Regions from separate parts of the Homo sapiens genome. Here region 1 is linked to region 2. Evidence: chromatin contacts called from ENCODE POLR2A ChIA-PET data. All regions are on one chromosome and are shown on one strand. The core of a region is the stretch at or near the end of the contact, and the rest is flanking DNA. Distances in the headings are between cores, read along the strand shown.

Region 1 (4,416 bases), core at 486-2,985, 120 kb after region 2:
CCTCGGAAATGACAAACAAGCTCCCAGATGTTTTTGAAAGCCTTAAATGAGCCTGGGAGACCCCATAGCATCTTCATCCCTAATTACCAGCCTCAGCCTCTGAGGTCGATTTTCACCTGTCTGGGTTTCTGTGACAGGCCAGAGCCTAGGAAGCCTCGTGCATCTTGGCCCAGGAGTGCCCCGTGTGCTGTGAAGAGGTCTCAGTTGGCTCCTGCCATGCCCTGCCATTTCCATGAGGGCTGTTTCATGAAGCACCTGCCATGATGCTGGCCAAGCCTAGTCTAAGTAGGGTGAGAGAGCCGAGATTTAAGGTAGACATCAATCCTAACAACAACAGTTATTATTGTTATTATTTTGAGACGGAATCTCACTCTGTCGCCCAGGCTGGAGTGCAGTGGCGCAATCTCAGCTCACTGCAACCTTCACCTCCCAGGTTCAAGCAATTCTCGGCCTCAGCTTCCAGAGTAGCTGGGATTACAGGCGCCCGCCAACCTGCCTGGCTAATTTTTGTATTTTAAGTAAAGATGGGGTTTCACCATCTTGGCCAGGCTGGTTGTGAACTCCTGACCTCATGAGCCACCTGCCTTGGCCTCCCGAAGTGCTGGGATTACAGGTATGAGCCACCGCGCCCAGCCAGTAATTATTATTATAGCTAAAACTTAATATATTCAGTCTGGGTACCATACTTTGTGCTAAACTCTTACAAAACATTGCTCATTTAATCCTTACACATGCCTCATGAGGTAGCTATTATCCCATTTCATAGGTGAGAAGACTGAGGCAGAGAAAGGCAGCCTGGCCGGGTGCGGTGGCTTACACCTGTAATCCCAGCACTTTGGGAGGGCGAGGCAGGTAGATCACTTGAGGTCAGGAGTTCGACACAAGCCTGGCCAACATGGTGAAACCCTGTTTCTACTAAAAATAAAAAAATTAGCGGGGCGTGCTGGCAGGTGCCTGTAATCCCAGCTATTCTGGAGGCTGAGGCAGGAAAATCACTTGAACCTAGGAGGCGGAGGTTGCAGTGAGCCTAGATCATGCCACTGCACTCCAGCCTGGGCAACACAGTGAGGCTCTGTCAAAAAAAAAAAGAAAGAGAAAGAAAGAAAGAGGGAGGGAGGGAGGGAAAGAGGGAGGGAGGGAGAGAGAGAGGAAGGAAGGAAGGAAGGAAGGAAGGAAGGAAAGAAAGAAAAGAAGAAAAGAAAAGAAAAGAGAGAAAGGATGGAAGGTAGCCTAAAGTCAATAGCTGGGATGCGATAGAATAGAGATTCTGGCTCAGAAATTATGCAATTCCAGTGCTTCACTTTCTTTCCCCGCCCCCGACAGAGTCTTGCTCTGTCGCACAAGCTGGAGTGCAGTGGCATGATCTTGACTCATTGCAACCTCCGCCTCCCGGGTTCAAACAGTTGTCCTGCCTCAGCCTCACGAGTAGCTGAGATTACAGGCACGCACCACCATGGCCGGCTAATTTTTGTGTTTTCAGTAGAGACGGGGTTTCACCATGTTGGTCAGGCTGGTCTCAAACTCCTGACCTTGTGATCTGCCCACCTCGGCCTCCCAGGTGCTGGGATTACAGGCGTGAGCCACCGCACCAGGCCGAGTGCTTCACTTTCAACTACCACACAAGACTGAATCCAAATTGTGGAGGGGAGCAGGGGGTGTTGGCGGGGTGGGGAATATGTAGCTATGAAGGGATCGGTTGGGCCTCTTCCTCAACTCTCTCCGCAAGCACACTGAAAAGGAACTAGCTCTCTCTTCCTCATAGCTACATTTGGGCCAAGATGAGAGGACTCTGACAAGGATCCCAGGGCAAGGGCACTTCCTGGTGCTTGGAGTAAGACCCAGGATTTAGTTTTTGACCAATGTGATTTCTTTATCCAGCCTAAAATTCTGTAGGGCAGGGGCCCCCAACCCCCGGGCCATGGACTGATAATGGTCTGTGGCCTATTAGGAACTGGGCCACACAGCAGGGCATGGGTGGTGGGTGAGCGAGCATTACCGCATGAACTCTGCCTCCTGTCAGATCAGCGGTGGCATTAGATTCTCATAGGAGTGCAAACCCTATTGTGAACTGTGCATGCGAGGGATCTAGGTTGCTTGCTCCTTATGAGAATTTGCTTTTTGTTTTTTTTTTTGCTTTTGTTTTTTGTTTTTCGAGACTGAGTCTCGTTCTGTCACCCAGGCTGGAGTGCAGTGGCATAATCTCGGCTCACTGAACCCTCCACCTCCTGGGTTCAAGAGATTTTCCTGCCTCAGTCTCTCAAGTAATTGGGACTACAGGTGCGTGCCACCACGCCTGGCTGATTTTTGTATTTTTAATAGAGGCAGGGTTTTACCATGTTGGCCAGGCTGTTCTTGAACTCCTGACCTCAAATGATCCACCCACCTTGGCCTTCCAAACTCCTGGGATTGCAGGCATGAGCCACCACCCCCAGCCCCTTATGAGAAATCTAATGCCTGAACTACCACTGCCCCCCACAGCACCCCCACAGCACCCCATCTGTGGAAAAATTGTCTTCCACAAAACCAGTCCCTGGTGCCAAAAAGGTTGGGGACACCTGGCCTAGGGAGAATGATCCCTACCTGCCAGCCAAGGCTAGCTGTCAGTAGAAATCCTATAGGACTCAGTACACAGTGAACTCACAAAATTGTATGGGGACACGAGATTCCACATTCAGACCCAGAATGACCCTCTTGTTCTTTCTGCAAATGCTAAGAACCTCCTTGAAAATGTATACTAAAATTAAGAATAGAAGGATCATGGGGAAATCCTGCAACCCACATAGTTCTGTAAATTTTATAGTGGTTGATTTTTACACAGGAAGTCTTCACTTAATGTCGTGGCTAAAAAATTAGCCGAGTGTGGTGGCACATGCCTGTAATCCCAGCAACTTGGAAGGCTGAGGCACAAGAATTGCTTGAACCTGAGAGGTGGAGGTTGCAGTGAGCCTAGACCATGCCACTGCACTCCAGCCTGGGTGACAGAGCGAGACTCTGTCTCCTAAAAAATTAATTAAAATAAAATAAAAACAGGAATGAATATCACATGCACATCTTTGGGGTGTGGGAGGAAACCGGATACCCGGAGAACACCCATGTAGACATGGAGAGAACGTGCAAGCTCTACACAGACAGTGGCCCCTGCCGGAATTGATTTTTTTTTTTTTTATTTCTCATCGAGGTTGTAATGAAATAAGTTATTCGAGGATATGTTATACTTTTCCTTTGCCTAACACTGCTACTTCTGTCCTGAAGGCAATTTGCAACTGGATTTTCAGTGAATTCTTGGCAGCTTGATGAATTTAGAAAAGGCTATTCTTTCCTCATCGAATCGTCTTGGCACTTTTGTGGAAAATCAGTTGACTATAAATGTATGGGTTTGGTCAGGCACAGTGGCTCATGCCTCTAATCCCAACACTGGGAGGGCTAGGTGGGCGGATCACTTGAGCTCAGGAATTCGAGACCACCCTGGGCAACATGGCAAAACCCTGTCTCTACCAAAAATACAAAAATTAGCTGGGCGTGGTGGTGCACACCTGTGGTCCCAGCTACTTGGGAGGCTGAGGTGGGAGGATCGCTGGAGCCTGGGAAGTCGAGGCTGCAGTGAGCTGTGATCATGCCACTGCACTCCAGCCTGGATGACAGAGCAAGATGCTGTCTCCATAATAAAAATAAAAATAAATGTATGTGTTTATTTTTGGACCCTATTCCACAGATCTATCTTATGCTAGTACCACACTGTCTTGATTTCCGTAGCATTCTCGTACATTTTAAAATCAGGAAGTGTGAGTCCTCCAACTTTGTTCCTCTTTTTCAAGACTTTTGTTTTGGCTCTTCTGGGTCCTTTTCATTTCTGTATGAGTTTAAAATCAGCCTGACAGGCTAGGCATGGTGGCTCACACCTGTAATCCCGGCACTTTGGGAGGCTGAGGCCCGTGGATCACTTGGGGGCAGGAGCTCAAGACCAGCAGGGGCAACATGGTGAGACCCCGTCTCTACCAAAAATACAAAAAATTAGCTGGGCATGGTGGCACATGCCTGTAATCCCAGCTACTCAGGAGGCTGAGACAGGAGAATCGCTTGAACCCAGGAGGTGGAGGTTGCAGTGAGCCAAGATCGCACCATTGCACTCCAGCCTGGGTGACAGAGCAAGACTCTGTCTCAAAAAAAAAAAACAAAAAAAAAAACAGCTTGACAATTTCTTCAAAATAAGCCAGCTGGCTGAGAAAGTTTGACAGGGATTGTGTTGAATCTATATGTCATTTGGAGAGTATGGATTGACATCTTAACAATTTAGGTCTTCTGATTCATGAATATGAAATGTTTCTCCATTTATTTAGATCTTCAGTTTCTTTCAGCAATGTTTTGTAGTTTGTAGGTCTTACACTGCACTTGTTAAATTTATTCCTAAGTATTTTA
Region 2 (4,529 bases), core at 1,714-4,213:
TCTCGTCTGGATGTTGATATGCTAGCTGTGCTTCCAAAAATGAATGGGTAAGTTTGCCAGAAGCCAAAGACCAACTTGTACTCTCCAGATTCCACACCCCACCCCCCAACTCTTTAGATAAGAAAAATTATGGCTTTCAAAATTAAAGTTTTCAAAAATATATCATTCTCATACATAGACGTGGTTAAAAAACCAACAAAAGCCTGTCATCACTAAATTTAAAAGATTATTTTGACACAAAAATTGATCTACCACATGAAATTTGATTTGGCAAAACATACCGAACTTGATATTTTTTGAGGCTATGCTTTTGTTGGCTGAGGGAAAGGGGGAACAACCCACAGGGGTTTAGGAATAAGTGGATAATCACCTTTTAAGGTGATTTTAATTGACACTAGTGGGAAAACAGCTCCCTATAAAGTAATGTATGTATTTTTAAAAATCACTCCAAGGAGACAAAGTCCTGGAGGGAGGATTTTTGCAAAAACTGTGCTCACTAGGTAAAATATGAACTAGCCTTGTTCCTGCAGATCCCTCCTGGGGTGCTTTCTAGAATAGCTTTGGGGAACACAGTTCTGGCCAATGTTAAGATGATGGCTCACTCACTCACTTTCAGAATTCAGCTGGTCCTTGAAGGCTTTCTGGTTTCACTGAGTTAATCTGGCGGACCCAGCTGAGGGCAAGATGGAATTGTGGAAGAGCTTCAGCCAACTGTGTTCACCTGCCTTCCCCCATGTACGCAACCTACTCCATCCTGCACAGGTGAGGCTAGTGCGGGGCTGGCAAAGCTTGTGGTCGGGAGGAGGGAAGGGTCTGGCCTTAGGTGTCAGAGAGGCAGAGGGCTTCACATTTACCCAGTTTCTTCCTACAGGGCCATGAGCAGCCCTGTGTGGCAAATCAAACCAGGGGTCAGCAACTTTTTCTACAAAGGGCCTGACAGTAAGTACCTCAGGCTTTGTGGGCCACATGAATTCTGTCACATATTATTTCTTTTTTTTACAACTCCTTAAAAAGGTAAAAGCCATCGCTTGAGCCAGGGAGGTTGATGCTGCAGTGAGTCATGATTGCACTACTGTACTCCAGCCTAGGTGACAGAGCCAGGCCCTGTCTTAAAGAGGAAAAACCATTCCTAGCTCACGGGGCCACATGCCATAGTTTGCTGACCCCTGAATTCAACCTTTCTGCTTTTCTGCAAGCTGCCTCTCTCTCGAAATGTTTTGACATCTAGCTTGCTGACACCTTTGATTCAAGCCTGGCGCAGCGGGACTGGCTGAGCTCACCTGAGTCTTAAAGGGGCCGCCCACAGAGCCAGGCAGCGACTACAGATCCCTCTTATACTCCCTCACTGCTGCTGGGAAGAGCTGGAGGGAAACAGGAAGCAGTAATCTCACTGCAGGAAGGGGCAACTGTAGACATCCGGGAAGCATCCCGACAGTCCCGTTCCTTTCGGGGAAGCCGCTGAAATCTCCTTTCCCTTCCCTAGATGGGCCCTAGTGGACCTAAGCATCTGGGCTCTCAGCAGGACGATGTGTCTCAGAACCACCACCTGAGCCAGACACTTGAGCAATTTCAAACCTAAACACAATCATGTGTTTCAGCAGCAGACACTCAACAATGCAGGTGGGCCCTTCCCCTTGAGATTTAAACTTCAGCATTAGCAACAACTGAGAACAACCCATACATTTTCCCCACCGGACCCCTGTGCTGGTCAAACACGTAACAACACAACCAGGACAGGGCGCCTGCACCACCATTCGGGCACAGAGTCAGCTCAACAACAGCGTGGGACTACTCATCTGATGACTTTACTCAGCAGTGCTTGGGGCTGTCGGGTTAAAAGTCTTGACACGTCTGGGGTCCCAACCAAAACACAAAACGAAAAATTCTTTTTTTGGAAAAACGCTTTCAGACAGAGCATTATTCCCTGGAACAAGCCTTGGTCATTCGTGTGTTTTAAAAATAAAAAGCGCAGCGAGAACAGAGGTAGGACTTAATGTTGCCATCCGAGAGTTTTCTGCGAGGCCAAGAATGAGCTAGAACGTGTGCCGCGGTGAGGCTGCCACCACCAGGACTCTTCTGCAGGATGCGAAGGGAACAGTCTGGATGTGTGCGCCTATGTGTGCACGTTCTTCCTAAAACATGGTTCTTCTTGAAGACACGGTGGGAGCGGAGTTTTGTGTCTCCTGGCCGGCGGCTCCTGGTTCTCCCAGGCCACACGACTGACAGCTCCCCTTCTTGTGCTGCATGTTGGTTAGTTTCTTCTCCTCCTCTCTATGGCAAGAGTAGGGGAAAAGTTAGGATGACTTCACTCGTTTAAGGGAAATCAAGATGTAAGGGGTCGATCCAAATCCACAGTGAAAGTGAGGGAGGGATCATATGAAAATATCCGCCCAGCCTGACGCAGCAAAAGGCGGGTCAGCTTTTGCTCATCCACGAAGGGCTCTTTAAGTTTTCTGGGGCGGGTTTCCCTGATGGTTTGGAGGTTGCAGCTGGGTCCCTCGGGGTTCCCTGGGGCTCATGCAAGAAGGAAGATTCACTCAAAGTGGTGTCCTGGGAGTCAGCGACGGTGGACGGGTCAGCCTCACTGGACAGGTCTTCCGTTGAGAAGGTGAGACTCCCCAGCTTGGCAAGAGAGTGTGAGCGCTTCAGTGGGGAAGAGACGGTGAGGCCCGCCAGCCGGAGCCGGGTCTCAATCTCCTGTGTCCGCTGCTTCACCAGCCCGGGCTTCCCACGGACACTGTGGATGCTATCGCTGCTGGAGCTCCGGGTCAGGTTGGAGCTCATGGAAGAGGAGGTGGGGGTGTAGCAGATGGTCTTCAGAAAGTCTTTTGAGAAACTACTGGTGTGGTCCAGGCGGTAGAAGAAAGGAGGGGGGCTCTTCAGTGAGCCTCCTTCCAATGAAGCGGGGGCGGCCTCTGACTTCTCATCACTCCCGGCCTGGCTGGGCATAACCAGGGGGCCCAGCTCGTGGAGCGCGGCTGGATCCTGGCTCTCCTCGGGGATGCTGGCCTCCAGCCTGCTGGCAGGGCCATCCCTGGAGGGAGGTGCTGGGTCTGCAGGCACGCTCTTCAGCCGCTCTAGCTCTTTGGTGTGCTTGCGGACCAAGCCTGCCTTCTGCAGCTGAATGATGGACTCCTGGTGCTGCATCAGGTAGCTGTTGGTTGTCGGCTTCTCAGATTCATTACTGAACAGAAGCCTCAGGTCCTTGGCTGGCTTCATATCTTTCTTGGGTGACGATTCTTCCTTTATTACCACTTCTGTGCTGGGAGGGTTCTTATCACAGTGAGAATTCTTCAAAAGGAGGGACTTTGGCAGGACTTTTGGGGTCTCTCTGGAAGGTTCCAAAAGGCTGGCTGGTGGCTCTAGGGCAGCTCCAGCCCCAGGGCCACTGGTGTCTGCCCTCCTGGAGCCTGCTGGTGGTAGGAACGGGGGAGGTTCGGTTGGGCCAGAGGCTGGCTTCTCCGGAACACGGGACCTGCTGGCCAAGTGGGCCACAGGGGAGGACGTGATGTGGGGTAGGAAGGCTGGCTGGGTGCAGATGGCGGGAGCATTGGGGTCCTCACATCGCTCCCTGGAGGCCTCAGGAGCCCCGCTGGCTGTAGGGTACATGCAGTCGGCACAGGATTTATAGGAAGGCTTCACTTTGTTAAGGATCCCAAATATAGCATCATCCTGCAAGGAAGGGGACAAGAGCATGGTGAGACGGTGCAGTCATGAGCCAAAGACCAAAAACATGAGGGTGGGCAGGGAAAGGGGTGCGAGGCCGGACTGGGGGCCAGGCCTGGAGGGGAGGCTCTCATTTCACTTAATACTGACAGACAGACCTCCTGGAGCCCACTTGATCGAGAATAACCACTGGCCTGAGGTGGATTTTATACCCCAATAGAAAACAAGTTTACATTGTTTCCTAAGGAAACCCTCCTGCCTTTTGGTCAGTGAGGATCTAAGTGAACGTGACACATGCCTCTGTGTCCCCACCCTTCACTTCCTTACAGGCCAACTGACAGGTACCCAGTGGTCCTGGGAATGGACTAGAAAGCTGTGTGAAGAGTCCCAGGGGAGAGAGGGACAAGTTCTAAGTCTCCGCGGAGGGAAGGCTTCCCAGAGGAACTGACACTTCAGCTGAGGCTTCTGGGACAAGCAGGTGTTGACCAGCCAGAGAGAGCAGCATGCAGGTCCAGAAGCAAAGCAGGAAGGAGGAGGGCACCCCCCTACCCCACCCCGCCTGCACAGGACTGTAGGCTGGAGGGCAGGACAAGGCAGGAGGGCAACAGGGCTCTGTCTCTCTCTCTTTCAAACAGATAAGAGACAAGGTCCTACTATGTTGCCCAGGCTGGTCTCGAACTCCTGGGCTCAAGTGTTCCTCCTGCCTCGGCCTCCCAAAGTGCTAGGATTACAGGTGTGAGCGACTACACCCCGCCAGCTCTGTCTCTCAACACCTCCTTATGTCCTTGCCCCATCCTCTGAGCCACTGTGATCCCAGCATCCCAACTTCCCCTCTTACCCCAGCAGCCTGCCTGTAGACCACA

Evidence for each region. ChIA-PET counts read pairs that join two places held with the same protein, here RNA polymerase II (POLR2A).
Region 1: POLR2A ChIA-PET joins it to region 2 with 10 read pairs in OCI-LY7. The contact joins two enhancer-like sites. POLR2A ChIA-PET finds 5 or more read pairs at or near these places in 4 of 52 experiments (AG04449, HCT116, OCI-LY7 and 1 more).

What each region holds. Positions count from the first base shown.
Region 1 is chr12:108,902,141-108,906,556 of GRCh38, forward strand. No RefSeq gene overlaps it. Among named protein-coding and RNA genes, the nearest start is that of DAO, 24 kb to the left of the region's middle. Within about 2 kb of position 1,736, at least 3 of the 41 ENCODE cell types and tissues checked have a DNase peak (open chromatin) inside an H3K27ac peak, as active enhancers do.
Region 2 is chr12:108,785,573-108,790,101 of GRCh38, forward strand. SSH1 (slingshot protein phosphatase 1) reads right to left here. Exons shown (of 15, transcript NM_018984.4): 15 at 1-3,672. The coding sequence ends at 2,416. Among named protein-coding and RNA genes, the nearest start is that of MIR619, 49 kb to the right of the region's middle. Within about 2 kb of position 2,964, at least 8 of the 41 ENCODE cell types and tissues checked have a DNase peak (open chromatin) inside an H3K27ac peak, as active enhancers do.